Regions from separate parts of the Homo sapiens genome. Here region 2 is linked to region 1. Evidence: read pairs that join two places in POLR2A ChIA-PET (ENCODE). Cell type or tissue: MCF 10A. All regions are shown on one strand. Each heading gives the region's core, and the rest is flanking DNA. Links, peaks and the distances in the headings are about the cores only. Region 1 has its middle 21 kb from the start of ZNF782. Region 2 has its middle 25 kb from the start of CTSV.

What was found. Peaks named below come from ENCODE experiments on the same cell type or tissue, not always from the same donor. Only the 100,000 strongest peaks of a DNase experiment are listed, where the experiment ranks them.
Region 2: POLR2A ChIA-PET joins it to region 1 with 5 read pairs; 3 of 35 experiments call an interaction of 5 or more read pairs at or near these places.

Annotation. Positions count from the first base shown.
Region 1 is chr9:96,872,878-96,877,262 of GRCh38, reverse strand. It overlaps a transcript of ZNF782 not described here. Among named protein-coding and RNA genes, the nearest start is that of ZNF782, 21 kb to the right of the region's middle. RefSeq lists enhancers at 2,130-3,329, 3,685-3,754. In MCF 10A, for the core only: a CTCF peak has its summit at 1,619; DNase peaks (open chromatin) are centred at 1,282 and 2,022.
Region 2 is chr9:97,011,568-97,015,952 of GRCh38, reverse strand. It overlaps the pseudogene SLC71A3P. Among named protein-coding and RNA genes, the nearest start is that of CTSV, 25 kb to the left of the region's middle. RefSeq lists silencers at 2,324-2,423, 2,464-2,523, 3,184-3,323. In MCF 10A, for the core only: no CTCF peak of the experiment used is centred there; a DNase peak (open chromatin) is centred at 2,112.

The DNA of each region.
Region 1 (4,385 bases), core at 135-4,134:
ACGGGGATCGCACTGACTTTGTGACCAACCCTTGGGTGAATAGGTGCCACTATTTAAATTTATCATCTCACGGAAGAAATTATTGATGTTACGGAATAATATTGAGCAGATACATGCTCAATATGTATAATTTAGTAAAAAGATGTTCCTATGATATTATGACCGTATTTCCCTGGTTTGGTTAAAAAAATCAACAGGTGCTCATGTAAAGTTTAAGTAGGGACATCTCTGGGAGATCCATGATTTGCCTGATAGCCATTTTTTTTTCTTTTTTCTTTTCTTCTTCTTCTTTTTTTTTTTTTTTTTTTTTTTTTTTTTTGAGTCGGAGTTCCGAGTTCAAGCAATTCTCCTGCCTCAGCCTCCGGAGTAGCTGGGACTGCAGGCGCCCGCCACCACACCCCGCTAATTTTTTGTATTTTAGTAGAGACGTGGTTTCACCGTGTTGCACAGGCTGGTCGCGAACTTCTGAACTCAGGCAATCCGCCCGCCTCGGCCTCCCAAAGTGTTGGGATTACAGGCGTGAGCCACAGCGCCCGGCCATAGCCATTTTTTTCTTATTTTGCGTTGTGCGTATTTTTTGGTTTTTGTTTCTTTTGTTCCCCTTTCCTGAAACCCTGTTGGTCAGGGTCACAGGTACTATTCTTTTATAGTAATGCTGTGCTCCGTGTGCAAGTATTTCATTCACATTTCACAGCCTTATTCCCAAGACATATTTGTATGTACCTTAACGTCTAGGGGCTGCTTTGAGTTGAAAAGGCAAACTGATGGAGGGAGGATCCTTGTTTTTCTTTCTTTCTTCCTTTGTATTGAAAAATGTTTAAGCACACAGAAACGTAGGAAACGGTAAAATGAGCATCTATCTATAGCCATGCATGTCCTTGATTTAAGAAAAGTTAACCTTTTGCCATATTCGCTTTGTTAGTTTTTGCTGAAAAATTGTAAAGTGAATTAACTATCCTTTCAATGTTAAATGCTTCCCTGTGCATGTCTTTATAAAAACTAGTATTTTCCAATATAACTCCACTTAACAGTTAAGAATAACGGCAATGTTCTTTAATATTTATAATTGCCAGTACACATTCACATTTCCCAAATTGTTTCCAACGTGTTTGGCAGCTGTTTTTTCCAATCGGGATTTGATGGAGGACCACGCACCGTATTCGGCAGCAAAGTTCAAATTTAACCCATAACCTCTAGGGGCTCTGGCAGAACCTGGCCAGGCGAGGCAGTCAGGAACATCTTCCAATCATCCAATAGAGAAAACGCTGCGAAGTAAGTCGTGGCGTGGAGGTTTCTGGGAAACGTAGTCTTAAATCCGAATGGCTCGCGCGCCACACTCTAGGAAAGGGTCTTCTGGATGACGTCTGCGCATGTGCAAGCTTAGCTCGCTGCTTCACGCCTAGCTAAGGCTGAGAGGTGGTCCCGGGGCCCTTGGGTGTCGCGGGCGGGGAAGGTGCTCACCTGAAGTGGGACGCGGGGAAACCAGGTCTCCCCACAGCCTGTCAACTTCTAGTGAGAATGGGGCTTGTGATTCAGAGGGTGAGAACGGGAAGCCCGGGGGGACCCCAGGATCGACCCCCTCACGCTAGAGGTCCCGGGGACGCAGGTGGAGCTGCGCCCCCTTTAGGAACAGGTGTTCAGTGCGAACCTTGGGGAAAGCGCATGCCCGCGGCGGCAGAGGAGAGCCCGTTTATAAACGTTGACCAAAGTGCCAGAACTCGTGGGCGCTGTGTCTGTGGCAAGACCCCGAGCTGTGGAGACCGAAAGAGCTGCATAAATTCCAGCTTTATTACCTGTAAGCGGGGGGCGAGGGCGGGAACCGGGTAAGAGGTTTCTCGCCTGAAAATGAGGGTGTTAATGCCTGCTTCATGGCGTTGTTTTGAAACTTAGGTAAATCATACACTTGGCTGTAAAGCAAACAGCCAAGTGCAGTTACTAAACCCTGAGTAAGTGACAGCTGCTATTGTATTTAGAAGACACTTTGTTCTTTTCATTGGATGACTCACCTAAACCTCACAAGTACTCTATGAGGCCGGCATAACCGTCTGCATTAAAAATAACAACCGAGGTTCAGGTTGGAGGAACAGTGCGCCCACGTCACAAGCTAGCAGTGAGGAAATTTAGGTTCAAGGGCAGGTGTGATTTATTTCCGGTCTCAGGTGCTGTCGAATATCACACCTGCCTAAAACCAGCCCTGCGGTCTTTACAGCACTGAGCAAAGTGACATGACCCAAAATACACAGGGAAATAATGGGAAGTGAATGTGGGTAGAACCTTACCTTGTGTCAGATATATTTTAGGCTTTCTGGTAGTGTCTGGTCAGATCCGTTGGGTCACACGAAGGCGCCTAGCCACTCTGGCACTACCAAGCTGTCTATGTTTTCAGTCCAATGTATTGAATTCCAGAGGGCCAGGTTTGTGTCCCTAAAATTTGTTTCCCAGGCCCTGGTCCCAGCTCCCAAGAAATAATTTCACTGTAGAGCAAAGCAGCTCTTGTGAATTAGGAAGCAGGGGGCCACTGGGAACAGGAATCTTTCCTAGAAAGAGAACACCCCTCTGACCTTACCACTCTCCAGAGCTTCCCAGCAGAGGCAGAAAAGCCCAGACAGGACGGAGCATAGCCAGAAACAGTGCTTGATCCACCCGCCAGAATGAGCTGGATCTGGTGATGTCATTATCTCCAGAAACCACTAGAGTCTGTGACAGTGGAATGCCTGGACCAGCTTTGAGAAGACCAAGGGGAGACAGGAGGCCACTTCAAAGGAGAGCTTGTGGGGAGGTCTAGGGGTAAGAGGTAAGCAGGCAGAGGGTGGAAATCCTGTTTCCTCCATCTCTAAACAACTCCCACTCTTGAAAGACACTGCACTGCTCTCACACCTGTCCATAACCACGTGACACTAGTCACGCTAGTCTTGATATCTTAACCTCACAGAATTCCACCGTGATGGTTCACGAAAGGTGTTTATGGTCATCTACTTGTGACTCATTTGAAACCATTAAGAGATTGGACCTCAGAGTGTCCATGAATTATCCAGACCCACTTAGTTTGTGTCAGATCCACGAGTCAAACACAGTGCCATTTAGTCCGTCACAGGTCCAGGTCATCCATGTTTTAGTAGCTTGTTCTTTTGTATTGATGGGTAGTGATCTATTGTCTTTTCCTTGTAATGAAGAGGTAAAAGTTTTAGTTCACACAATACCAGAGTTAAAAATTTCACTGGTGTCTGTATTACAAAAGTGGAAATAACCCTAAAAATGAAAGTAAATTTGAGCTTTGGTAGTCAGATAATCTTTTTCATAGTCTTGTGTTAGACAACAAATCTTTCCCAGATATCAAACTCTAAGAAAACTGCCATAGTTACCACCCTACTAGAAACTTAGTTTCCATACCCCAAACATTTGTCAGAGAACCTGCCCACTTTCAGTCACGTTTATATTCTTATTCTAAATTGACCCAATTTTCCATGTATCAAAATGACTGTATTGCCTTCTAGAATTCAAGCCAAAGGGGAGAGCAATGTTAGTGGTCCTTATTCTACTGACTTACTCTTTTGTGTGTGTGTGTGAGACAAGGTCTCGCTCTGTCACCCAGGGTGGAGCGCAGGCATGCTCACTGCTCACTGCAACGTCTGCCTCCCAGGCTCAAGCGACTTTCATGAATCAGCCTCCCAAGGAGCTAGGAACATCGGCAGATGCCACCAAGCTTGGCTAATTTTTGTATTTTTAGTAGAGATGGGGTTTTGCTACCTTGGCCAGGCTGGTGTTGAACTGCTGGACTCAAGTAATCTGCCCACCTCACCCTCCCAAAGTGCTGGCATTACAGGCATGAGCCACCACACCTGGCCCTGACTTACTCTTGAAGTCATGGATTTATGTCCAGTGCCCCTCTCCCAAACTAGTTTTTTAAACCTTTGACCACTCATGTATGTCAGGATCTCTACTTAGTTATTGCATATTACATGGTGCAAAGCATCTTATAAACAGGGATTCATGATAGACTTTTTCTTCTAAATCAGATCACTGATTCTAGTCTGCAGTTTATCAAGATGAGGTGATGAGTTATTTAAAGATTTTACCTTAGGTACTAAAGAATTAAAGTAGATGAAAATATACCAATATTATTAGGATTTAGTGAGAATCACTGAAGCTAAGTGGCTAGACTCTTAGTTCTAAAAAAAAAAAACTAACAGTGATTTGATATATTTTTAACTAAAAGGTAAGCTTGAAAGCAGTGTGCTAAAGTCAAATTATGTGGTCTGAGCCACCCTCTGTACAACAACTTTAATTCTACTTTCTGTACTTCCACTTTTTTTCTGTGTAACTGTTTGAAAACCTCAAACACCCTTGTTCTAATTCTACACTATTCCTGGGAATCCTTTCTCTTT
Region 2 (4,385 bases), core at 218-4,217, 140 kb before region 1:
GGCGGATCACTTGAGGTCAGGAGTTGGAGACCAGCCCAGCCAACATGGTGAAACCCTGTCTCTACTAAAAATACAAAAATTGGCTGGGTGTGGTGGCAGGTGCCTGTAGTCCCAGCTACTCAGGAGGCTGAGGCACCACAATCGTTTGAACTGGGGAGGCAGAGGTTGCAGTGAGCTGAGATAGCGCCACTGTACTCCAGACTGGGCAACAGAGCGAGACTGTCTCAAAACAAAACAAACAGTCTACAAAATTTTCTGTTTCATGGATACAGGAATCAGAAACTGATACCCAAGCTCATAAGTGGCATAAACATAATACTCAAACAGCATAACATAATACATATATTCCCTTTGTGTTTTGAAAACTATTTGTTAAAACAATCATTCAGAAAAGTAGACAAATCAGGCTGGGTGTAGTGGCTCAGGCCTGTAATCCCAGCACTATGGGAGGTCGAGGCGGGTGGATCACCTGAGATCAGGAATTCAAGAACAGCCTGGCCAACATGGTGAACTTGTCTCTACCAAACATACAGAAGATAGCCAGGTCGTGGCATGCACCTGTAATCCCAGCTACTCGAGAGTCTGAGGCAGGAGAATTGCTTGAACCCAGGAGGCACAGGTTGCAGTGAGCCGAGATCCAGCCACTGATCTAGGCTGGGCGACAAAAGCGAAATTTCGTCTCAAAAAAAAAAAAAAAAAAAAGACCAGGCCGGCTTGGTGAGCCGAGGGGGGCGGATCACTTGAAGTCAGTAGTTCAAGACCAGCCCAGCCAACATGGTGAAACCCCGTCTCTACTAAAAATACAAAAATTAGCCGGGCATGGTGACGCGCACCTGTAATCCCAGCTACTCCGCAGGCTCAGGCAGGAGAGTCGCTTGAATGCGGGAGGTAGAGGTTGCAGTGAACCTAGATCACGCCACTGATCTAGGCTGGGTGACTGTAGCTTGGGTGACAGAGCAAGACTCTGTCTCAAAAATAAATAAATAAATAAATAAATAAAAGTAAAGACTTCTGCAAAGTGTGTGTGTGTGTCTGTGTGTGTGTGTGTGTGTGTGTGTGTGTGTTTGGGGGTGGTGGGTGGGAAGCGAAAAAGAAGCTTTTTTTTTTTTTTTGGAGACGAAGTCTCACTCTTGTCACCCAGGGTGGAGTGCAGTGCACCATCTCGGCTCACTGCAACCTCCGCCTCCTGGGTTCAAGCGATTCTCTTGCCTCAGCCTCCCAAGTAGCTGGGATTACAGGCATCCGCCACCATGCCCGGCTAACTTCTGTATTTTTAGTAGAGACGGGGTTTCACCATGTTGGCCAGGCTGGTCTGGAACTCTTGACCTCAGGCGATCCGCCCACCTCTGCCTGCCAAAGTCCTGGGATTACAGGCGTGAGCCACCACGCCCAACCTGAAAAAATTCTTAAATGAAATGACTTTAATTCAATTAAAATTACTAATCCTGTTAATAGAAATAATTTTATTCTTTTTTCTATTGATGTTTGTAAAAAGTTTTTTTTTTTTTTTTTTTTTTTTGTGAGACAGAGCCTCACTCTGTCGCCCAGGATGGAGTGCAGTGACGCTATCTCGGCTCACTGCAACCTCCGGCTCCCAGGTTCAAGCTATTCTCCTGCCTCAGCCTCCCGAGTAGCTTGGATTACAGGCGTGCGCCACCAAGCCCGGCTAATTTTTTTGGTGTTTTTTGTTTTTGTTTTTGTTTTTTAGTAGAGACAGGGTTTCACCGCGTTGGCCAGGCTGGTCTCTAACTCCTGACCTCAGGTGAACCAGCCGCCTCGGCCTCCCAAAGTGCTGGGATTATACGTGTGGGCCACCGCGCCAGGCCTGTAGGCTTTTTTATATTTCAGTATTAGGTGCATATCTTTCAAAATAAATAAACATAAAAAGCCAGGCTTTTCCAACTGTGTCCTACACATTCTGCAAGATATTAATCATGTGTCAAGAATAAAAAGTGTTGTGTTCAAGTACGTTTGGGAAACATTGCTATTATATTATTTTCTTCTTGGAGAACCATAGAAAAACTTGAGAGGTTGGCGGGTTGGAGCAAACCAAGACCAAAACTGAACTGCAATCACTACCAAACCCCCACGAGTTTGCCCCTCCTCGCTTGCTAGCCTCAGTCCAGATTCTCCGGAAAAAGAAATTAGTCGTACGGGCTCTCGAAATGACGTACTTCCCGCGCGCCGCGAAGTCCTGATGCCAAGGGGCCAGTCGCGAGGTAAAGGAGGGGTCTCTGAAGTGGGCGTGGCGTCGCTGGAGGCTACTCAGGCGCGGGACTCGTTCTCGAGGCGGGAGCTGAGGTGCGGGGTGGGGCCTCCAACCGTGCAGCCCGCCCCTGACGCCGCCGGTAACTGCGACAGTCGGGGTCGGTGCGGTTTGCTAAGTGGTCGGTTCCTGGAGCTGCGGTCTTCTGCTAGCCTGATCCGCAGCTTCAGCCTCCGCCGCCTCCTCAGCCCTCGGCGCCGCCGCCTGACCCGCAGGCCGCCGCGGGCCGCAGAGCCCATGAGGGCGCGGGCACCGCCGCCGCCTCCGCGGCGTCGCCGTCGTCCCGGAGCGCCCCGAGCTGGCGCGGGCATGGCCGCGGCATGAGCGTGGAGCCGCCGCCGGAGCTGGAGGAGAAGGCGGCGTCGGAGCCCGAGGCGGGAGCCATGCCGGAGAAGCGCGCGGGCGCGCAGGCCGCGGGGAGCACCTGGGTGAGCGCGGGCGCGGGGCCCGGCGGCCTGAATGCCGGGGAGGCTGGGTGGGGTCGCACCCAGGGCCCGCGAGCCCGCCGCTCCGGGCAGGGGCTTCGGCTCTTGGAAAGTCGGTCCTTTTCTGGGGGGGAGGCGAATTCATCACGAATACAGGTTTTTCCTAGTGACTGCTCATCGCAGACAAAACTTTACAGGATTTGGTTATTGTTTCAAAAGGCGCTAGACATGGGACAGTGAATATAAGTAGTAATTTGGTTATTTCGGAGTTCTCCGTCCCTGTAACAGTTGATAACAGTTTTCCTGGCGCAGTTTCTCTCCAAGTCTACATGGAAAACAGGGAGCATTTGAATCAGACCGTCGACGGGGAAGTTGGCGGCAGATGCCGGGCAGCGCCTTGCTGCTCCTTCCGTGTTCTCCCGGCGTCGGAGGGGCGGTCCTAGCGATGGGGAGCAGAGTTTCCAGGGGCGTTGCTGGGGACCAGCCGAGGAGCAAGTTAGGCTGGCCTCTTTCTCCAGTTTTACTTTTGCTTGAGGTGGAGATGGCTTCTGACAATAATACAGAAGCAATTGAGCCCTGACTTAACTGGCCTGGTTTCGGCAGAACAGGCCTTGTCTGTGTCAGTGGTTTCATGTGGTGGAATATTAAGCCTAGAGGGTTTGTCGTTTCTTCAAGGCCTAAGTTTAAAAAGGATTTTTTTTTTTTGGTCTTAGGACCTGAAATATAGGGAATGTTACAGTGAATAGAAACTGACACAATGGGAAAGTTTTTCCAAAGAAAAGTAGAAATTTTATGGAAATTAAATACATGTTTTTGGCTTTAGATTTTTAGCTTACATATCTGATTTTGTGTTTAGTTGAAGAATGCTAAGTGTTTACATGAACGTATTTGGGGATGTAAATCCCTATTAGTAGGTTGGGAGGGCAGCTGAAGCAGAAGGAGCAGTAGGTAGAACGGATCCGGCAGAGCTGGTTTTTAGTCCTGGTTTTGCCTGAACAGTGCGCACTCTGGACAGGGTATTGAAACAGCCTTGCCCCTCAGTGCCTCCTCTGTAAAATGAGGACTTAGTTGAAGTCCCCTCCCAGCCCAAGTGACTCCCTATTTTGAAAAGCATTTCAAAGTTAAGATCTCTGTAATATGAGAAGCTTATCTTGTCGAGGGAGAGAAATTCTGTATAATTGCTTGCTCTCATTTTGATTCGCGTTAAGTAGACTTGTCCTCTTCCTGCTTGCTACACAAAACTAAAGCACCAGTTCCTCCTCCTGTCTCATGAATTGATGGACAGTAATTACTAACCAGTGGCCCAGCTAGTAACCTGCGAGGTAGCTTCCTTCATCCCTTCCCATACTTAAAACAATCAGAAAGTCTAGCTAAGTTTATTAGATACAGATTTTAGGTTTTTATCCTCTCCTATGCATTCTTATGCTCAGAATTTCCTCAGCATTTTTGACCCAGACTTTGACTATCTCTTTCAAGACCCTTGTTCACCCCAGCGTCAGTCCACCTTGCACGTGGCTGAGTAGTGTGTTCTAGCATGTAAAGATGATCATTACTGCTGTCCTTAATTTTTTTCATTGGCTCCTTATGGCTTACAGAATAAAAAATAAATTGGCAGGTTGAAGCATTATTAGTATAGTGATTAGACGAGCATGCTTGAAATCCCAGTTTCCACAGTTCGATAAGTTAACGTAACT